Regions from separate parts of the Homo sapiens genome. Here region 1 is linked to region 2. Evidence: chromatin contacts called from ENCODE Hi-C or POLR2A ChIA-PET data. All regions are on one chromosome and are shown on one strand. Each heading gives the region's core, a stretch centred on a gene start or an enhancer-like site at or near the end of the contact. The rest is flanking DNA. Distances are from core to core; before and after follow the strand shown. Region 1 has its middle 43 kb from the start of LINC01331. Region 2 overlaps ARHGEF28 (Rho guanine nucleotide exchange factor 28).

Evidence for each region. Hi-C counts contacts between places; a loop is a spot of excess contacts on that map. ChIA-PET counts read pairs that join two places held with the same protein, here RNA polymerase II (POLR2A). Pooled maps may share reads with other maps.
Region 1: a pooled map shows a loop between it and region 2 (6-fold over the local background). The contact joins two enhancer-like sites. A Hi-C loop is called at or near these places in 2 of 37 single-sample maps with no recorded cell type and 6 of 50 pooled maps. POLR2A ChIA-PET finds 5 or more read pairs at or near these places in 1 of 52 experiments (GM10248).

What each region holds. Positions count from the first base shown.
Region 1 is chr5:74,577,843-74,582,260 of GRCh38, forward strand. No RefSeq gene overlaps it. Among named protein-coding and RNA genes, the nearest start is that of LINC01331, 43 kb to the left of the region's middle. Within about 2 kb of position 1,434, at least 4 of the 41 ENCODE cell types and tissues checked have a DNase peak (open chromatin) inside an H3K27ac peak, as active enhancers do.
Region 2 is chr5:73,690,459-73,695,046 of GRCh38, forward strand. The region is part of intron 2 of ARHGEF28 (Rho guanine nucleotide exchange factor 28); the gene reads left to right. Among named protein-coding and RNA genes, the nearest start is that of ARHGEF28, 67 kb to the left of the region's middle. RefSeq lists an enhancer at 3,024-3,648. Within about 2 kb of position 3,258, at least 7 of the 41 ENCODE cell types and tissues checked have a DNase peak (open chromatin) inside an H3K27ac peak, as active enhancers do.

The DNA.
Region 1 (4,418 bases), core at 184-2,683, 890 kb after region 2:
GTACCTATTCAGTACAGAGGCAATTTTTTTTTTTTCAAATATTTTCCATCCATGTTGGTTGAATCGTTGGCTGCAGAACCCATGAATACAGAGGACCAACTGTACTTCAAATGAAATGATCCATTTTTAATATAAAACAAGCTTTTCAGTGGAAAGTAATAGACCATTAACTAAATCGTATGTCTGGTCCTACCAAACTTCTGCTTGCAAGACATTTAGACTACCTTCACATTTTCTGATTTCCACTTTGCTTTGATACCACGAAAATTTTCTTGCCTGGGAACATATATTATACAAGCGGAAAATCAGTCAAGAGATCATTGAATATTAATTCTCTGTCATTATGTGCCCAACACAGATGCCTTAGGAGTTAAACAGAGGCATGCATATGCTCGACTTAAGACACTGTGTCACCAACCTCCTCCCCTTCTTCATCAGAGGCAAGAGAGAGCCCACAGACAGCAAGCAACCCACCCTTGCCCAGCAGTGACAGGAGCAAGCCCCGTGCCCAGAGACTGCTAAGACCAGCCTTATCATTACAACCTTTTTGGAGAATCTTGCTGAAAGGCTGGGCGCTCTGAAGAGAAGCATGGCATCAGTAAGGGACCAGATTGCCAGTGTTTGCGTCCTGGCCTTGCTGCTTACTAGCTATTCCCCTCAGGCTAGTTTCCAATCTCTCAGCACCTCAGCTTCTTCATCTGTAAAATGGGGATAAACACGGCACCTATTTCATGATGTGATTGTGAAATGTCACTGATTTAATACATGTGAAGCAACTAAAATAGTGCCTAAGTTATAGGAAATGCTTATTATTATTATTATTTGAAAATTACACTACTCAACAATTATACAAAAAAAAAAATCTGTTTTTCCCCTAATCTCTCTAAACAAAGGCACTAAAACTCAAAGAGTTAGTAACAGAGAGAAATAGAACTTTGGTGGTCACAGAAACACTCAACATGGTAGCCACAATCCTAAAACTATGTGTAACAGAAGTAAACCCAGATAGAAATAGCCTTCTTAAGGCAGAGTTCTACAAAGGGGATCCCCGGATTTTCATGCTCTGAGCCCTGATACTGACTTTCAACATCTTGGCGTGTCTACCAAATCAGGTACCTCAATACGACATTACCTAAGAGTTCCTTAACTCACAACCCTGTGAGGACAACAAAAGATACTGTTAGAACAACAAAAAAAAAACGCTCTCCATGAGAATTATGCACAGTTTACTTTGCATGGGTACCATGTATGTGTGCATTTTAAATAAACATAAAGTGTGTATAACTGCTTTTGATCTCAGTTTTAATTTCTCTTTAGCACAAAACCAGTCATAATTTCTTCCCTTGTGATAAACAGGATTGATCAAGATGTGGAGCCTCATTTGTGTTTCCCCAGTTGTTCAGACGATGCCTCTCAGTGTGCACCGCCGGCTTCCGGGCCCTTGTTTCCAACCACAAGTAGTCCTTAGTCTTTGTGGCTTGCTAACCCCAGGAATGACAGCACAGTGTTATCGCTTGTACTCCCAGTAACCACTCTCTCTCTGTCTTACTGTATTGTCCAGCAAATGGAAGGTGTGGCAGCTAAACCCCTTTTTAGTCAGAAAGAACCACTTCCTGCTTAAAGTGAGAGCTAAAAGTGAATCTCTCGTTGTACAAAAATATGGATCCGGGCTGGGCACAGTGGCCCACGCCTATAATCCCAGCACTTTGGGAGGCCAAGGCGGGCAGATCACTTGAGGTCAGGAGTTTGAGGCCAGCCTAACCAACATGGTAAAACCCCATCTGTACTAAAAATACAAAAATTAGCCGGGCATGGTGGCAGGCACCTGTCATCCCAGCTACTCAGGAGTCTGAGGCAGGAGAATCACTTGAACCTGGGAGGCGGAGGTTGCAGTGAGTTGAGATCGCTCCACTGCCCTCCAGCCAGGGCAACAGAGCAATACTCCGTCTCAAATTTATATATATATGCCATGATGCTTTCTCTGAAACTTGAAGATTCTTCTGGCCACAGGAGCAGAAAGTCACTGTTTGATTTTGGGGGGCGCAATATTGTACGAGGGGCTTTCATTTCAGGCAAAGTCTCTCCCAACTTTTTCCTTTCCATGCTTACTGAAAAAAGAAAACCACTCCTAGATACTTGCTCCAGATTCTCTGCTGGAACCAGGCCATGCCCAAGCTCTCCAAAGAGCCTCTGTGAAGCCCCGGCTTTCCAGTTTTGAGGACCCTCGATCTTGAGGTGGTCTTCCTACCCTCAGATTTGGCTAATGTGGGAGGCGAGTTGAGGAATTTTATTTAAAAGCAATATTACTGTTGAACCTTGACTACTAGTCATGAACAAGTTTGCCACTAAAAACAGCAACACTGGAGCCCCACCCTCAAGCTTGAGGCCCCAAGCCACATGGCCTGCTCATCCCCTATTTCTCATGTAGGATCTGTGTTTGTTCCCACACAAATAATTCCCCAGAAGCCTGTGTAGCAGAAATGTGGATAACGTAGTAGTTCTTCACATTTGGGGGAACATAAAGGTATTTAAAGGAATAGACCTATTCTCTAGAAAAAGTATACATCACAAAATTTGCATGAAATTTTGAAAAGCTTTGCACCCATCACCTCCACAGCCCTCTTGGACTTTAAGAGATCTGTGGGACCTGAACCACAGATGGAAGTCAGGGTGAAGGATATACGGAAAGTGTTTACTTCCCCAGGGAGAATGGGAAGCCAGCCCCCACCTGCATTCCAAGAAAAGTCTGTCACCCCATCTTTCATACTTGGTTGATTGTTCCTGGGAACCAACTATGAAAGAACTCAGCTCAAGTAGCAGTGGATTGGGTGCAGGGGGGTTTCAGGAAAAGCACCATCTCGAGATCCTTCTCAGGGACTTGCAGTGAGGAGAGGAAGCCTCGAGCCTCTGCTGCCCACCACAGAAGGCTTAAGCTGCAAACCTTGGAAACTGTCAGGCTATCAGTCGAATTCTCATGAAACACATACTCTGCCTCTAGCTGGAACTAGGTGCTATGGGAAAAGGGGCATTTCCAAAAAAATGCATAAGACAAAGTCACTATCTTGAGTAGATCAAAATCTCTTTGGTGATTGCAAAACACACTTCATTTTAAAAAAACAAAGAGCAAAGCCCTATGGTCAGAGGTCCATCATGGTCTAAATCCAGAATATATTATATCTGGAATATATATACCTAGAATATAGACACCTAGGTCCAAGAGAGCAGAAAGGCTTCCCGGAGAGGGTGGAGCCTAAACTGGACTTATTTTATGTTTCCCTCTGACTACTGTTGTCTTCAAAGAACACTGTCTTCTACCCCACCTCCACCTTAATCCACTAGAATCTGTTTCTCAAATATTGTCTTAGCAACCCGTTTACTGATTAACACTGACAAGCCAAACAGGCCAGCATCAATGCTGCCGCCGAACTCTGACCTCTGGCTCTGGGCTGCTTTTCTTTTTTTTTTTTTTTTTCATTTTGAGATGGAGTTTCGCTCTTGTTGCCCAGGTTGGAGTTCAATGGCACAATCTCGGCTCACTGCAACCTCTGCCTCCCAGGTTCAAGCGATTCTCCTGCCTCAGCCTCCCAAGTAGCTGGAATTACAGGCATGCACCACCACACCCGGCTAATGTTTGTATTATTAGTAGAGATGGGGTTTCACCATGTTGGCCAGGCTGGTCTCGAACTCCTGACCTCGTGATCCACCTGCCCAAGCCTCCCAATGTGCTGGAATTACAGACGTGAGCCACCGCGCCCAGCCTCTGGGCTGCTTTTCTAACATCAAAGAGTGTCAAGGTCAGAGGGACTTTAGAGGTCACCCAGTCCAAATTCCCTTCCCCTCCTTAGGAAAGAGACATCTGGGAACAAGTTCTGCAGACTCCCTAGAAGAGTGAACCTAGTGGCTGTGGAAGTCTGGCCAAGAAAATCAGCCTCAAAGAAGCAGAAGCTGTTAGGACACAAAACACACCTGAACAGTCTCACTGGTGTGAGTAAACGCAATCACCTGGGAGACGCAGGCATCATCACACCCAATTGTGTAATTATAGCCACACATTGAATTAACCCTCAATCCAACCCCAAATCACCAGACCAACCCTGTTGTAGTTATCATGCCTAAATCTCCAACTTGGTGTGAAAGTTAGACAGTTTGTACCCAAGCGATCTTAGCCCAACTTAGAACTCCTGGAGAGCAAGGATTGATCTTCATTCATTTGTGCATCTCAAAGCCTAGTGCAAGGTCTGATATTCAATAGACAGCTTAATGTGGCTTTGTTGAACTGAGCTGGATTGTACTGAATGATACAGAATTCATTATTATGAGTCAGAGCAATACAAACTACAGGAAATTTGAGTGACTGGAAAGAAATCAAAAGAGGCGCCGCAGCTGACGCCTATAATCCTAGCACTTTGAGAGGCTGA
Region 2 (4,588 bases), core at 2,008-4,507:
GCACTTTGAGAGGCTGCTTAGTCCTCCCTAGATCAGCCTGGTCAACATTGTAAGACTCTGTCTTTACAAAAAAAAAAAAAAAAAAAAAAAAAAGCCACGTGTGGTGGCTCAAGCCTATAGTCCCAGCTACTTGGGAGGCTGAGGTGGGAGGATCACTTGAGCCAAGGAGTTCAAGGCTGCAGTGAGCTGTAATCACACCACTGCACTCCAGCCTGGGTGAGAGAGCAATACCCTATCTCAACAAAAACAAAAGCTGTTTGTAAAGTATAATTAATGCTAGTCTTTCTGAAATATCAGTTTAGTGCTGTGAATAAAACAGAAAAGTCTTGCTTGAGAAATTGTTGGTTCCGAAGATTTTTCCATTTTTCCTCAATTAAAATGGCTTTATTTAAAATGATTAAATAACACTTGCTTATTATAAAGAATATAATAGTAAGTAAAATTATTAAAAAGAAAGTGAAGATCAGTTGAAGTTCCACCTTTTTTTTTTGAGACAAATTCTCGCCGTGTCATCCAGGCTGGGGAGTGTAGTGCGATCTTGGCTCACTGCAGCCTCCACCTCCTGGGTTCAAGCAATCCTCCTGCCTCAGCTCCCAGAGTAGCTGGGACTAGAGGCATGAGCCACCACACCTGGCTAATTTTTGTATTTTTTGTAGAGATGGGGTCTTGCCATGTTGCCCAGGCTGGTCTCAAACTTCTGGGCTCAAGAGATCCACCCACCTTGGACTCCTAAAGTGATGAGATTATTGGCATGAGCCACTGTGCCCAGTGAAATTCTCCTTTTTAGAGAACTTTATTAGTATTTTGGTAAACACTAAAATTTGTTTGGCAAATGTGTACACACACACACACACACACACACTCATGATATTTCATAAGGAATTATACGGGAATGCTGTTTTTATTATAATGGACAGGACCCCATTTCCCCTCACCCCCATTTTATAATTCCCGTTCCTGTACTCTGAGCTAACCCTTAGAGTCATCTCCTGCAGGGGTTCTTAGCAGCATCAGCATCCCTAGGAACTTGCCAGAAATGCAAATTCTCAGACCTCATGCTGGACCTACTGAATCAGACACTCTGTGGATGGGGCCCAGCAATCTGTGTTTTAATAAAACTTTCAAGCGATTCTGCTGTGTGCTAAAGATTGAGAACCATGGACTTAGTGCAAACATTTTCATGTTCTTCTGTATTCATATATACATATACAAGCTTTAGTAGAAGGATCATATTATGTGGACTTCTGTATCTTTTCCAACTCAGTGATACTTTGTATAAACTCCTATAAGCCATCAGACATAGCTCAAACTCACTCTAATTAATGAATAGGTATGGGTCAAGCTCATTCCCTATTGATGGCCATTCACTTTGTTTCAGTTCTTGGCAATCATGAACAATTATTCACCAGACATCCTGTCCATATGTCCTTATATGTTGATACTTTCATCTCTATGGGATAGATTCCTAGGAGTAGAATTGCTGGATGAAGGGCATACATATTTTAAATTTTAGTGGATTGCTTTGCAAATGAGATCTAATAGTTGACATTTTATTCAGCAACTTTCAGAAATATTTAATGTCTATTTCTTTAGCTTTAATAACTGATAATTATGTAGCTGGGGATTATGTTCTCATTTTCATTGTGCAAAGAAAGGAGGGATGTTAAATTTTGTATGTTGATTAAGTTGGTGAAGGGTTAGAAGTGTCCTTTATTTCTCCCATTTCTCAAATTCTGACTAATATGAGCATCTATTAGTCAGAATTTGACTAATCCGTGGAGATTTTTTTTAACATCTGCAGAGGGTGCATGTGTGAGACTGTGTGTGTGGGCTCTTGCTCCCTTCCACCCTTCTGAGGTGCTGTGCAGACATGTTAATCATAGCCACTGACTGAGAAGAGTGTAATCACTTTTTTCTCTGGAGGCTGCAAATTGTATAACCATTTGGGCAGTGGGAGTTTTTTGCTTCAGTAGCTTGTTTCCAGCTGGATCTAAGATACTTCGCTATTCCCTTAGCATTTTATGTTTATATTATTCTTTTATTCTGAGTCACTGTCTCCTGCTGTGTTTGGTCCCAAGAATGTTGGTTGCTGCTGGGCTCATTGTGGGTGTTGAAGGTATAATCTGATGTCTAGAGGTAGTGGGGGAAACTCTATCCTATTCAGCCTTTTCTAATTTCTGGATGTTGGTATAGCTTCCATGAATACTTGGTGGAGCATGCTCCCCTTGGTCCCAGCCTTCTGCAGGGAGGGCCGGAGGACAGGGCCCAAGTTGTCTGGATGGACTCTTCCCCAGCTCAGGGAAGCAGCTTCTTATTGAGGTAGTAAGTGACTTGGTGGCTTTGTTCTGGGGTCACCCAGCAGGGGCCTTCTTCCGGATCCCTGCAGATTCCCTGTGGCTTTTGGGTCCTGTGGAAGGAAATCCTGTCCTCCAGACACTGCCCTTCTCTCTTGGTGGCCCTCCATCCCCCAGTGGGCTACCTATGACTGGCCTCATGCCCATCAACTCGAAATATTAGTCTATGAGGGCATCTTGGGGACCTTTGCCTGGGCACCCTCACTTTGCTGATGAGGAGATTAGTCTCCAAGAGGGAGATTGACTGGCTTGACTAAGTTAACTCAGCTGGTTTGACACTCTGGATTTTAAAATGCTCTATTAGAAGTCATAAGAATAATTTTTTTTGACTCAGAAAATTTGTTAGTGGCAGATCCCACAATAAGCCTGGGGTTTTCCGACCTTCACTGGTAACGACCTTCCCCACTGCTCTGCCACATCTCCATTTCCTCATTGACCAAGTACTCAAAGGCACCATTTTATCCTTTCCTGTCCTGCAACTGCCTTTGAGCTTTCTGACATGAATGGGGCTCCTTCATGGACCTTAAATTAAAGGGTCTCTCTTTTCTTTTATCTCACTAGAGGATGCTGCTGGTAACTATGTCTAGGCAAGCCCTGACCTTCTGAAGCTCATTTGCTCACAAGAAGCCAGACCTATTAATTGATGGTCATTTGCTCCATTCAGTTCTTCCCAGCTCAAAATAATAGAAATTTTCATTAGCTCAGGTGTCAGAGGGTGGTAGGTAAGGGTGTCTTTCAAAACAGGTTAGTACAGCTAAGTCTAGCTTAGCCAATGGAATCGGGCAGGGCTTTTGCCTGAATGCAACTTCTAGATCACGTGTTTACTTTGTGCAAATTTGTTTTTAGCGAATTATATTAACTTTACTTGTGTCTTTATTTAAAACACAGCAGCATGTGCATCTCAGAGGATTGCCACCTGCTGGGGTGTTTCTGCCATTGTCAGTTAATCTGTGCTCCCTGAAGTTGGTTTTCTTTGCTGGCTTTTGTTTTCTACTAACTTAACTTGACCTTTTCCTATCCTCTCTGAATGGCCTTGCTTTTATCTCTTTGCCTTGTCTCCTGTTTTCCTTCTGAGGGGGCAAACAAATTCCAAAGCAGCAGTTCTAGCCATAGAGCAAAGAGAGGACCATGGTAACTGTTTTACCCAGCCTGGCCAGCAGCCACGAGATGTCAGTTCCTGGGAAGTCTGAAGCTCCTTAGCTGCTGCAGGAGATTGCTTGGTAGTTCTGGCAGGAGCAGAGAGGAAAAGCTTCTCAGACTTTAGCAAAACCTTTGACTTACAAACATTTTACAAATCCTCCATTAGCTTCATCCCATTTCACATTTTGAAAGAAACAGTTCCCTCTTCTCTCAATACAATGCCACTTTATGGTGCCCCCTCCTACTGTCACAACTGAGATGATAAGCTTCTGGGGAAAGGCCCAAAGGTGAATATACAACTACAGAAGACCACAGGAAGAGTCAGCCTAGCACCCAGCTTTGAAGAAATTTCTTAGTGGGTGTGAGTTTCAGGTCCGTGGGTAAGTAAGTGCCAAGTGTGCTTAAAGTCTGATGCTGCCTCACTTCCTGTATTTCAGTGACAGCTCCCACAATTTGGGTGGTGTGCAGCCTGTATTTTTAATAAAGAACTTGAAGTAGCCGATATTTTTGTTCTGTTTGAGTTTTTAAAATGTTTTACCATCTAAGTAAGGATTTTAGGCATGATGGAAATGGGTTAGAGTTTTCTCTGGGAGAAGCCTCAGTAAAAGAAATAACGTGATCCAGGTAAAATGTTTTATTTCCATATTCCAGAAAGGCAGCCCTTATAGAAGATGTGATTTAGCTATACTACCTTCTCAGCAGTTCCTCCTGCTTACACCTGAGGAGGGTGTGCATGTTTTAAATAAGTGTCTCTAGCTCTTGCCTTCTTTTCCTCTCCATATCTTGATGCTGTTACTTTTATCAAAACGGATCTTATGAAGGTCACTAAGTTTGCTCTTGCTTAATCTAAGGTGTTTATTTTCTCAAGTCCCCATTTAGTGCCATGCACTGTAAGAGCAGAGAGTGAGAAACAAGGTCTCACGTCCCTGCTCTCGCAGAATGCACTTGGGAGTAGGAGACAGAAAGTAAGTAGGTAAACGAATAAACAAATAAGAATTTCAGATGGTAGTATGGGTTAGGACAATACAAGGCTATGACATGGCAGAGAATTGTGTGTGTGTGTCATTAGTCTCTCTGGGATCTCCTGGAGAGCA